Regions from separate parts of the Homo sapiens genome. Here region 1 is linked to region 2. Evidence: chromatin contacts called from ENCODE Hi-C or POLR2A ChIA-PET data. All regions are on one chromosome and are shown on one strand. Each heading gives the region's core, a stretch centred on a gene start or an enhancer-like site at or near the end of the contact. The rest is flanking DNA. Distances are from core to core; before and after follow the strand shown.

Evidence for each region. A loop is a pair of places that touch in the nucleus more often than their neighbours do. ChIA-PET counts read pairs that join two places held with the same protein, here RNA polymerase II (POLR2A). Pooled maps may share reads with other maps.
Region 1: a loop to region 2 is called in a pooled map, with 4 times the contacts of the local background. The contact joins the enhancer-like site here to the promoter of CPD in region 2. A Hi-C loop is called at or near these places in 5 of 50 pooled maps. POLR2A ChIA-PET finds 5 or more read pairs at or near these places in 2 of 52 experiments (CD4-positive, alpha-beta T cell and HEK293T).

What each region holds. Positions count from the first base shown.
Region 1 is chr17:30,729,495-30,735,466 of GRCh38, reverse strand. It overlaps the pseudogene SUZ12P1. Among named protein-coding and RNA genes, the nearest start is that of CRLF3, 92 kb to the left of the region's middle. RefSeq lists a silencer at 3,481-3,550 and an enhancer at 3,248-3,868. Within about 2 kb of position 4,000, at least 28 of the 41 ENCODE cell types and tissues checked have a DNase peak (open chromatin) inside an H3K27ac peak, as active enhancers do; they include CD4-positive, alpha-beta T cell, where a contact is called at or near this core.
Region 2 is chr17:30,377,185-30,383,359 of GRCh38, reverse strand. It overlaps CPD (carboxypeptidase D), which reads right to left and starts at 4,433. Exons shown (of 21, transcript NM_001304.5): 1 at 3,634-4,433. The coding sequence starts at 4,379. RefSeq lists silencers at 3,958-4,087, 4,388-4,627 and enhancers at 3,605-4,532, 4,678-4,847, 6,118-6,167.

The DNA of each region.
Region 1 (5,972 bases), core at 2,751-5,250, 350 kb before region 2:
TTTTGTTTTAGGAGAGATAGGGTTTTGCCATGTTGGCCAAACTGGTCTCAAACTCCTGCCTTCAAGTGATCCGCCCAACTTGGCCTCCCAAAGTGCTGGGATTATAGGCATGAGCCACCACACCCAGCCTCATTTCTATTAGGGGAAAAAAAAAAAAAGCTAATAACAACCTGAGACTTACAAAGATTATACTATTGAAAACCACTGTGCAACCAATTCAACCAGTCACTCTCTCACTTCAGTTTTCATATTAAATCTTTAGTTAGAAATAGTACTTATTTTTGTTCTTTTTTTTAATTTTGAGAAATAGTACTTTAAAATAAAACTAACATGGTTTGATCAGCTTGAAATAAGATTCATAAAATGTACCTTTTGATGTTTGTTCTGGAGTTTCGATGAGACATGTAAGTAAGAGTTCTGTGCAAAAATATTGGCTACAAAAAGAGTTTTAAAAATGTTAAAATTGAATACAGATGCAGTTATAAGAGAGAAATAATATTGATGAATTTTGTTGACTACTTACTGCTATGAGATTCCGAGTTCAAAGAAATCTATAGATCTGTGTTGGCTCTAGGTAATAGGAAACAAAATCCAAACATGATCTAAACTTACTTGTCAGAAAAATATCAACCGAGACCATGTTATAATCAATATAAACTTGTCATCTGCTATGGAAATCACGCACTAAATATTTATATCGCACTAAATATTTACATCAAGAAAGTTAGTATGCACAGTAAGATCAAAAGGTATTCAATCAATGGCATACATTCACAAAGTTCATCTACGCTTTTTATACTGAAGGTTCTTTACAATATTTTTCTTAAGCCTTTCTAAGATAGTTATTGTTACCGAGCAGAACTCAAGAGAAGCAGTTGTACTCATTTAACTTAGCTTAATTTAAACTATTTATAACCGATTTTCTTCCAAAAAGCAGCTGTAATAGGTAGCTGGAGTCAACAAAAGAACTATTGATTGATGCCAAACAAGATGAAAATTTCACTTTTTAAATGGTCACTTAAAAAATTTGTAGTCAGCCGGCCAGGCGCGGTGGCTCACGCCTGTATTCCCAGCACTTTGGGAGGCTGAGGTGGGCAGATCACCTGAGGTCGGGAGTTCGAGACCGGCCTGACCAACATGGAGATACCCTGCCTCCACTAAAAATACAAAAATAGCCAGGCATAGTGGCGCATGCCTGTAATCCCAGCTACCTGGGAGGCTGAGGCAGGAGAATCACTTGAACCTGGGAGGCGGAGGTTGCCGTGAGCCGAGATCGCGTCATTGCACTGCAGCCTGGGCAACAAAGAGCAAAACTCCGTCTCAAAAAAAAAAAAAAAATTGTAGTCAGCCAAAACAGAATCCTAATACATCCTAATACAGATATGATGACATCCTAATACAGATCCAGACATTCCTAATACAGGTATGATGAAAGTCAGTCAAGATTTTTTTTTTCTTTTTTTGAAAAGGGGTCTTGATATGTTGCCCAGGCTGGTCTCAAACTCGTGGGCTCAACAGATCCTCCTGCCTCAGCCTCCAGAGTAGCTAGGATTACAGGTGGGATCCACTGCACTCAAAAGTCAGTCAATGTTGAAATAAATCTCGGACACAAACTGCAGAAAAAATTCTCAATAAATATTCCTAATTATAATTTAAAGTTTTATCTATTTTGTTCAATATAAATATTACCTCAATACATTTTTTACACAATTGACAGATTCACAAAACCGTCTAACGCTTAAAATGAGTTGAATTAAATTTCAAATTAGTTAAAATGTAATTTGTTATACAGGACTTAAGTGGATGAAAAATACATATACTATTATATTAGTTACATTAATGACCTATTAGTATCACGTTGTCATTATACAGCAGTATCAGAATAAACCAAATAGAAATAACTGTGAATAATTACATTCAAGTATTTAAACTTTCCAGTAAACAACTTCAAGTTGTTTTATGACCAGATCTAGCTCTTAATGACACTTGACTTCCCTGAGGTCGACTCATCAGAACGCAAATAGTTAAAACTTTCTTGGAGAATGTGTCTTCTCTTAACATTCAGAAAGAACTTTTAAAATTTCCACCTAAATCTTCAATTGGTTAGTTTTATCTTAAATTAACTAAAGGGAGATGAGATACTTTAGAAGGGGTACAAACAAGTATCATTATTGTCACCACTGCCCTTCAGTTCTCCATCCTATTTCCAATTAAAGCCTCTCTAGATATTTCAAAGTATATTAAGAAATATGTGAATAATGTGAATCTCTCTGAAGCAAGGTCAATATTCGTTTCGATAAAAACTGAAACTCCTTCTATTAAGTTCCAATTAGAATTTCATGAAGCACTAATGAGAGAGAATGAAGGAAGGGTATTAAACAACATAATACGGTCTTTCTAAGCACAGCTGATACCATGCCCTTAATATATGCCACAGTGAAACTGTAAATAAGGACACTGGGCGGTAGAGCCAAGTTTATTCAAGTTTCTGTAAGATTACTTAGCTATTAAAGATCACCCAAATTATAACACACAAAAGCAAAAAAGGAAACCAATCAGGATATAACATTCCTTAAAGAACAATCAGGATTATTCATAGTCACGATGTTTTTAATAAATTCTATTGTTTATTTCCAGACACCTTGCTCTCCTTTCCAAATAAGTCAGTTTCACCTACCAGACAGACCTTAGAAACAGAAATTGACCCAAGAAAATGTCCTGTAAGCCGAGTAGAAAAAGCAGAATTCTGGGGTCGTCTCCAGAGAAGATGCTTGACCACTCTCTGGCTCAGTTTACATATCCACAAAATGGGTGGATAGATTTGAAGGGTTTTAAGCATCCAAAGGTGCCATAGGAACCTGCAGCACCAAGTTAGCGCGAAGGCATTTCAGACTAAGGACACTTTCTTCGGTTCCACTGCACTCATCCCTTCACAGGCTTCATTTTGCCCCTCAAAAGCTACAACCGAAACCCCTGTATTTCTAGAGTCCGAAAGGCATGAAAGAAAACAAGAACCAGTCTCGGGATGTGACTGCGGCTCAGTTCAACTGCTACCTCCTCATCTAAAAGCCGCCTGCTCTGAACGTGGGGCCCCAGTCCCGAGCCTCTTGCGTCAATCTTGGGGGAGTCAAGAACCCGCCCGGACCCTCTTTTCCAGCTCTCCCAAGGCCCTGGACTCCGGATCCCCTGGAGACGTAATCTCCGAAAGGGGGACATCCCCTCAATTCCTCCCTCCACTACCACACAAGTGGACTCCCGAGGAGGAAGGGGGCCCAGCAGAGTGTCCCATCCCCGGTGTTGGCAGAGTGGGTCTTCCTGCCCTCAAAGCCTCGCACGCACTCACTCTCAAAGGCCTGGAGGAAAAGCTCGTGGTCAGCCTGGACGTGCTCCATTTTCGACTTCTTCACCGGTAACGCCGCGGAGGAGGAGGAGGCCGAGTAACTGCCACCGCCTCCACAGCCCCCGCCGCCGGATTTGCCGCTCGAAGCCGTCGCCGCCGAACCCCCGAAGCCGCCTCCCCCGGACCCCGCGCTGGGCCCCGAGCCGCCCCCTCCCCCACCGCCGTGCTTCTGAGGCGCCATCGCGGTTCCTGCCTCCTTCCCCGGCCAGCTACTCGCCGGGCGGCCCCGGAGAGTAAGCGCCTGCAATACCAACCGCTCGCCCCAGCAGGCTCCGGCTGACCGAGGGGAGAAGGAGGAGAGAGGGGAGGAAAGGGGAAGGGAAGGCAGGAGGAGAGGAGGGAAGGAGGGAGGAAGAAAAAGTGTCTCCTCAGAGCCCCGCTCCGCTTCGGAGGCCGCTCACCCTACCCAGGCCTCGCTCCGCCCACTTCCCCCGCCCGGCGCTCTGATTGGCCGGCGGGAGCGCGCACCGCCGGGCCGCCCAGCCCGTTGGCCCGCGGATTCCCCCGTCAGTCACGCGGAGGCGCTTCTCGCGGAGGCGCGGCTTGGTTGGCCGGTGCGCGCTGCCGATCGCGGGCCCGGCCGCCTCTTTGAACTGAATTCGCGGGAAAATTAGGGGTCGGAGCGGCCTTCCTGCTGGCCCCGGTGCATTGTGGGGAGAGAAGGACCCAGCGAGCGGTTTAGAGAGTCTAGATCCTTAGTTTTTTGCCCCCAAACACCGTAAGAGCGGTCAGAGAGGTAAACTGGTTGAGAAGTACTTACATACACTCTTCTCTTCTTGAGGATCTATACCTTTTCAGCTCAGAAAGCTGAGAAGGAATCCGGTGTTTTGCGAGCCTTGCTTTTTTTTTTTTTTTTTTTTTTTTTTGAGACGGAGCCTCCCTCTGTCGCCCAGGCTGGAGTGCCAGTGGCGCGATTTCGTCTCCCTACAACCTGCGCCTCCCGGGTTCAAGCGATTCTCCTGCCTCAGCCTCCAGAGTAGCTGGGATTACAGGCGCTCGCCACCACGCCTGGCTAATTTTTTTGTGTTTTTATTAGAGACAGGGTTTCACCATGTTGGCCAGGCTGGTCTCGATCTCCTGACCTCGTGATCCGCCTGCCTCGGCTTCCCAAAGTGCTGGGATTACAGGCGTGAGCCACTGTGCTGGCCAGAAACACACATTCTCTGAGGCGGGCCCTCCAGCATGGGAACCCCTGCTCTGTCACATCCAGCTGTCATCCCAGCCTGTCCCATCTCAGGCTGTCCTGGGCTCTCAGTACCATCATTGAGCCAGCACTTTCAAATCTCTTATGTCCAGCCTGGAATTTCTCATCAGAGCCCCCATTACCATTTCCCTGCTGAAAACCAAAACCCTTGTAATTGGCCCAGTTAGCTCCCTGACCCCATGTCTGCTCCAGCCACTCCTGCTATTCCTGGACCACAGCAGGCCTTGCCCCAGGGCCTTTGCACCTGTCGCTTCCTCCACCTGTAGCTTCTGCCAACCCACTGTCCACATGGCCGGCTCCTTCAGGCCATTGCTCAGATGGAACTATTCACCTGGTGTATAGAATGTCCTCTTCATGGGGCAGGGATCATTGAACTGTTTTGCTCATGGTGGCCGCATCCCCAAATTTTACTTTTTTTTTTTAGAGATAGGGTCTTGCTCTGTCACTCAGGCTGGAGTGCAGTGGTGAAATCATGGCTCACTGCAGCCTCCACCTCCCAGGCTCAAGCGATCCTCCCGCCTCGGCCTCCCTAGTAGCTGAGACCACAGGTATGCGCCATCACGTCCAGCTAATTTATTTTATTTTGCAAAGATGAGGTCTTGCTATGTTGCCCAGGCTGAACATGAACTTCTGGCCTCAAGAGATCCTCCTGCCTCAACATCCCAAAGTGCTGGGATTACTGCTTGAGGCCATCACCATTGTTGTCTTCATATCCTCAACTTTTAGAATAGGCCTGGCACGCGGCACTGAATTATTTGTTGAATGAATCTCAGATCCCAAAGCTGAGACTCTGCCTTGATTCCTCACCTTCCCTGTCATCCCCCTCACAGAAGCCATCAGCAAGTCCTGTGGGCTCTGCCTCTCAAGTATCTCGCGACCTGCCCACTTCTGGCTCTAAGCACAGCACCCAGGCCCATGCCGCCATCCTATGTCACCTGTATGTTGTCCTGGCCTCCTTGCCCGCCTCCCAATCCGCCCTTCACTCAGAGCTAAGGGACCACATAATGATGTTGATCCGAACATTAACTGACCCCCTGGTCTCTGCTGGGGTCTCATTTCCTCACTAGAGCCCAGAGGCTGTGGGTGAACTGGTGCCACCAAGCTCTCCAAGCCCCATTCTGTCCTCCCTCCTGTTCCTGAAACATTCAACATTCCAGTTCCAGCCCCCAAGCAGGATCCCTGCATGTTGGCTGCGGCTGCTCATTGTTCAGGGCTCAGCCGCAAGGTCACCGCAGCAGAGTGACCTACCCTGGCCCCCTGCAAACAAAACAGTCCTCGCCTGCTGCCCTCACCCGCCATCTTTTCCCTGTTTTTAATTCACAGCTCTCAAGTGAGCACCTGAAATTACCTTTTTATCAACACGAGCTT
Region 2 (6,175 bases), core at 3,184-5,683:
TTTGTAAAATGGGGATTAATGCTACCCATTTCCCAGAGTTGTCATGAAAATTAAGATAACACACATGAAACATAATCTGGCATAAAGACTACTTTATAGCCCCTGCTCAACAAATGTTCATTTCTTTGGAGGTATCTAGCATCCTGTTTAAGGAAACACTGCCTTACAAACTATCATTCTACTCCCCACTTCCACTGCCAGTCCTTGGGTAATAGAATGATACAGAAACAAAAACTAAGTAAATATTCTAACTTTCTAACTCCACTCTAACCACCTCTCCCCTATAGCTAAGGTATTAACAATTTACTCTCTGGTTTGTAATTCTAAAACAATTTTTAAGTATTTTTCCCCCACTGACTCTGGGAAAGTTATAAGAAGGCTGGGGCAGGTCAGGTAATCCATTCGGCAACAAACATTTCTTGAGTGTCAACTATTTGCCAAATGACGTTTCAGGGACAGATACATCCCAAAGGACATTCCAGGGATAGATACATCTGTGAGCGAAACAAACAAACAAATACCCTCTGGGCATTCATATTCTAGTAAAATAAAATGGATAATTAAATATTCTAAATAAGTAAAGCATGCTACTTTAATTACACATGTTAAGTAAAACTTTAAAATCCAAGATTCTCTACAAAATGCTGTTTCTCATTTTGTTCAACATTTCTTCCAACACTTCTCAGAAATATTGTCAAAATGGCCTAATCAAATACTTTTGAACAATGAAATATTTGCAATCTACTTGAGTAATAAAATTCACTTCGATTTTCCTTACTGTAATTACACAGTTTTGAAAGTACCAGTGTCATTCTTACAATGAAGATTTCAAGAGAAAGTGACTACAATGGCTGTAAGATTATGCTTTGAGTTTTTGTCAAATCAACTTTGCAAATCAACTCCAATCTTATTTGACAGGTACTTTATGGTTTCCATTCAAATCAATTCTCTGAAATGTTTCTCATACTTGACTTCAGTATCACATATCATTCCTTGCATAAGATTTAAAGTAGCTGGTAAATATATTAGAGATATTACAAATGAGTTTATAAATATTAAACAGTTAATCTCTAAATTAACTCTATTACGCTATCCAGGTAACCCTGTAGATAACTTGAAAAAAATTAAGATAACTTGATATCTGACAAACTAAATTTCAAAGATTCAGACAATCATAGATATGTATACATAAGCCCCCAAAAAAATCATCTGCACCCACTCTCAACACTGTAATAATGCTTTTCACAAACACATTCAAATATCATTTATATGCTAATTACCTATGAAAATTTAAGCAGGTATATTCACTTAAAGAAGCATAGCGGTCAACTATAAAAAAATAGGAGTCAACTATAAAATCTTCATTTGAATGATAAAGTTAATTTTTTTATATATTTTCTTAAGTATTTGTCTCAACATCCATTGGATGAAGTATAAAGTGAAACAAAGAAAATAAACTTCATTTTCCCAAGCTGGAGGAAATTAAGCCTTAAAATTTTACATATTCGAAATAACAACAAAAATCTAATTCGAATATAGCTGGGTGAATAGGATATCAAGAAATTACTCAAATGGTTTACCTCACAAAATACACTGAAAAAGGTAGTTTTCCCATACAGACTAATGTTTGAGTATTTAAAAATATCCCATCCATAAAGTTGACACTATATTTAGGCATCAATATCAAATTGTGTGTGTGCTTGTGTTTTTAATTTTATTCACATATCAGTGTCCTTTGTTATTGGTTAATAGCACAGAGTACGCATTTTGAGTGAATTCTTGAAGACTGAGTTAGGATGGATGTACTCTTTACCATATATGATCACCTACTTTCCCTTTTGATTAATGAGAGTTACATATTTGAAGAACAGATATGATTAGGGTAGTCCACAGCCACAGACCAAAATGACTCTGTATAGCCTCAAGGCGACTTGCACCAAGAAAAAGCTTATTTTCATATTTGGTCACAGCACAACTAATACTGAAAAGAAAAATCCAGGCACAGAATTTACATCCCTGCAAGGATCACAGCATTTTAAAGGTGCAAGGACAGAGCATTTTAAACATTTAAGCAATGCAAACGGTGCATTTGTTGTATCATCTCCAAAAAGCCCTGGCCATCACAGCTCTGTCAATAAGTGTATGTCAAAGTCATATTTCTTACGCAGATGTTCAGAGGTGATGACACGATCGTATTTAAAAGAAAAAAAAATCCTCCCAGAAAGTCTATGTGAAATTATATATCTACAAGAGAGCTTATCAAGAGGAGTAAAGTAAAAGATAGAAGACGAAAAGACTCAGGAACTGTCCTAACACTCAAGAATTTTCTAGATCTTCTATATATGACTGAAATCTTGTAGAAGAAATGATTCCAAGTCCCGCAGGGAAACTTCTTTATCTTAGCAGTCCCTCAGAAATCTTCTTTTAATCCAGATGGAATGATCAGTTATTGCTTCAAAAGCCTTATGAAGATACAAAAATGGGGAAAAGCTGATGCTAGAAAAGGGGAAGAGATGCCTGCTCACTTCAGACACTATGCCATCTGGAGTGAGTTCCCTCTTATTTTATTCCTCTCCTTTTTGCTGAAAATCCTGCCCATCTCTGGAGATAGCTCAAGCTCTACCTCTTCCACAGAGATGGTCCGTGTTATTGCAGCCCACACACATCTTGCCAGTGGGAACAATTCCTGTAAAGTTTAACTGGGTACACCAACATACCTCATAAATATTTATAACATTCTCTTGTTTTATACTAATTTCTTGAGGTCCTCCTTCTTCTACTTTGTAATTTTTTAAACCTCATGCAATGCTTAATAACACTTAAAGTGTGTATTAGAAGTGTGACCATTAGCCATTCTGCCCAGGCTAATAAGGTGCACAAATGACATCACAAACCCTTCAGAGTCTAAAATGAAGCGGCTCACAGATCTGTGCAAGTTCTCCAGCTAAGTCCATATCTTCTTAAGCTGAGTCAGAGGTAAAAATTGGAGAAAAATCAGCTTCTGTCAAATAGGCAAGGGGAAGATCCTGGGAATATCATCTGCCATTTTTGGGCTCCAGTGTCCCTCCGTGGCTAAGAGGACTATCGGGAATCAGATTGCCTAATTCTAAGTCCCAGCCACACTCCTATGTAAATCAGTTAACCAATCTGACCCTCAATTTCCCCGTATGCAAAACTGATGGTGTCTATGACATCAGGTTGTGGCCAAAATAAAGTGAGATACTGCAGTCACAGAAAAAATTAGCACAGCGCCTATAACATTAGGCACTTTTGATATAAGATAACAACATTGACAGCTTATCTATAAAATGTGTGAGCTGACCTAGGTTATCCTTAAGATCTCTTCTCGCTCATATTCTATGCCCCTGTAAGAATAGGGACCAGAAATGTCAGAAAGGAGTGTCCCCTCCAGCCATCCCTTGAACAAATGACAGCCTCTAGGAGGCAATTCTTTGATGATTAGCAGGACGGGAGGCTACGCGGCCTGGGCCCTGTCCCCGTTACAGGGTGTCTCCCTTCACCTTCACCACCGCCACCCCTTATGCCAGCATTGTCTGAGCGCCTACTGGGTGCCGGAACCAGCCTCGGCCCTTGGAGGCTCACACGGACGGGGAGGGGGCAGGCAACACTCACTTGTTCCTGCGGATCCACTCGATGAGGGCGCGCACCTCGGGCACCTCGTCCAGGGCGGGGGGTTCGCCGGTGCTAAACTGGTCGGGAAAGCTTCGGTTGAGGTCGCGGCCGCGACTATTGTCGCGGCCGCTGGCCCCGGACGGGCCGCCGTCGCCGAAGCCACAGTCGCCCTCGCGGGCACGCTCGAAGCCATCGGGGTTGAGGCTGGGCAGCAGGTACACGTCGGTGGTGTTGAGCAGGCGGACCAGGCGCGGGTCCCCGCGGCGGTAGCCGGCCGCCAGCTCGCGGGCCAAGTAGATCAACACCTGGCGCGACACGGTCTCGTCGCCATGCATGTTGCCCACCAGCTTCACCTGGGGCCGGCCGGGCAGCAGCGGCCCCGCAGCGTCGGGCCCGGCAGCGTCAGGCCCCGCGTCGCCCTCAGGGATTAGCGACCCCAGGCCGGCGGTGAGGCGAAGCACCCACAGCGGCCGGCCTTCCACCGAGCGGCCGATGCTAAAGAGGCGGGCCAGGCCGGGGAGGCCCGCGGCCGCCGCCTCCCTCAGCGCCGACTCCAACTCCTCTTCGTGGTAGTAGCGGTCGAACTGGCCCTCGGCCGCCTCGGCGCCCGCGCTCGTAGTTGTGGTAGTCGCCTCCGCCTTCTTGATGTGAGCCGCCCGGGCCGAGCTCCCCAGCAGCAGCAGGCACATGAGCAACAGGAGCCGCCCTAGCCGCCAAGGCGGCCGCTCGTCCCGGCCGCTCGCCATCTTCCAGCAGCGCCGCTAACCCCGGCTCCGCTCCCGCGGCTCAGCGCTCCGGGCGGCGGGGGCCCGCCGGATCCCCTCCTCGCCTAGCAACCCCATCCCGCCCTCTGGCCGCAGCCAATCGCGGACGGGCCTGGTGGAGCGTCACCACCAGGGGGCGGGGCTTCCCTTAAAGCAGCCGATTCCCTCTGGGCGGGCCTGCCCTCCTCCCGTCCGGGACGAGTTTGGTCACTCTCTTCCTTCGCCAAGGTTCTTCTTCTCTTCTCCTCCTCCTTGTTTCGTCTTCTGCGTGTGCTCCGCTTCTCGCTTAGTCTCTTCTTTATGGCTTCTCCCCTAAATTATCACCCATTTTTCTCTGAGAACTCCTGCTAGTTCTCTTCCCATCTTTGTTGCTGCCTTTCTCAGCTGCGCTTTAATGCTTAGAACCGAGAATGGAAAGAATCAAAAGGTTCGAAAGAATCATAAGACTAGAAAAAATCAATAGGTTCGAAAGAATCTTCGTTCGGACACTCAAAGCCTTAGCCCAGTCTCCTAGGCGCCTTGTCTCCGCATCCACCCCGCCTCCGCTGGAGCCCCGCTGTCCGCGTGCGGTTGCACGGGACGCCTCGTGGGGAGGAAGGCTCGCACCTCACTAGGCGGTGCATTCATTTTTAGAGTTGCTTTCTGGAAAGGTGTCTCTTTTATGCCTAGCGGAAATGTGCTACGTAGTAGGCTCCCTTTGTGTTAATGTTGTCTATTTCTTAGGCGTCACCCCACGTTGTTTTACTGCAAATAGGTCCCTGTGTGTGCTGGCCTCGACCCTCATTAGGCAGATTTCATTTCACAGCTCACCGGCCCACTTCTCCCACCTCATCGGAGCAAGTTGTATATTTAACTGTGCCCTGGAATGACATATTTTAAAACAGCAGGTTTGACATTTCTGGAAACACTTGCTTGGCATTCCTGAACTCCTCAGTGTCAGCCAAAGATGGCAATTACAGCGTTTCATCAAGTCTAGAGAAGAGGTCTTTTAAATCACCTTTTATAGGCTTTAGTTTCTTTAGCTTGAAGAAACCCAAAACTATCCCTTAATCGAATGCGAAATTCTACCCATCTAACAACATAATCGCAATAACCGGCATTACCTTCTTTCAGAGCCAGCTATTTCAGGGCCCCTTCCCTGAACTATGACTGAACCCTACTTTAATAGAGTTCATTCATTCGTCAAGTATTTATTGAGCAACTTTTATGTCAAAGCTAGATGCTGGGAAACAATTCATTCTTCTGCCCAGTCAAGAGATTCAGTGTAGTTTGTGATAAATGCTACAACAGAGGGGGTACAGGTGAGGGAAATATCTGAACTTGAGGAGGAGGAAAGGAGGAGAGAAACCATGGAGGATGGGAAGGATCCCAGGCAGGAGGAGAAGCAAGCAAAGAAAGCCGCAGGATTTGAGAACAAATGCCTTGTGTTCTGGGAATTGCATGCAGGGTCAGGATTACTGGTGTGAAGGGGCTCACAGGCCAGTCTTCAGGGAGCACATTTGATCTGGAAGGCCATGGAGAACCACAGACGGGTTTTAAGCTAGTTTAGAAAAATTCCTCTGACAGTAACACGGAAAATTGAATGGGAGGCCTAAGACTTGAGGCTGAGAGACCTGGAAGGAAGCTGCAATCCAGGAAGACATGATGAGACTCTGAATGAGGGCAGTGCCAGTGGAGGTGGAAAGAAGGAAATGGATCTGAAAGACCTTCGGAAAGGAAAGTGGACAGGATCTGGAGACAAAGAGGATTGTAGGCTGACTTCAAGTTACAGCCTAAGC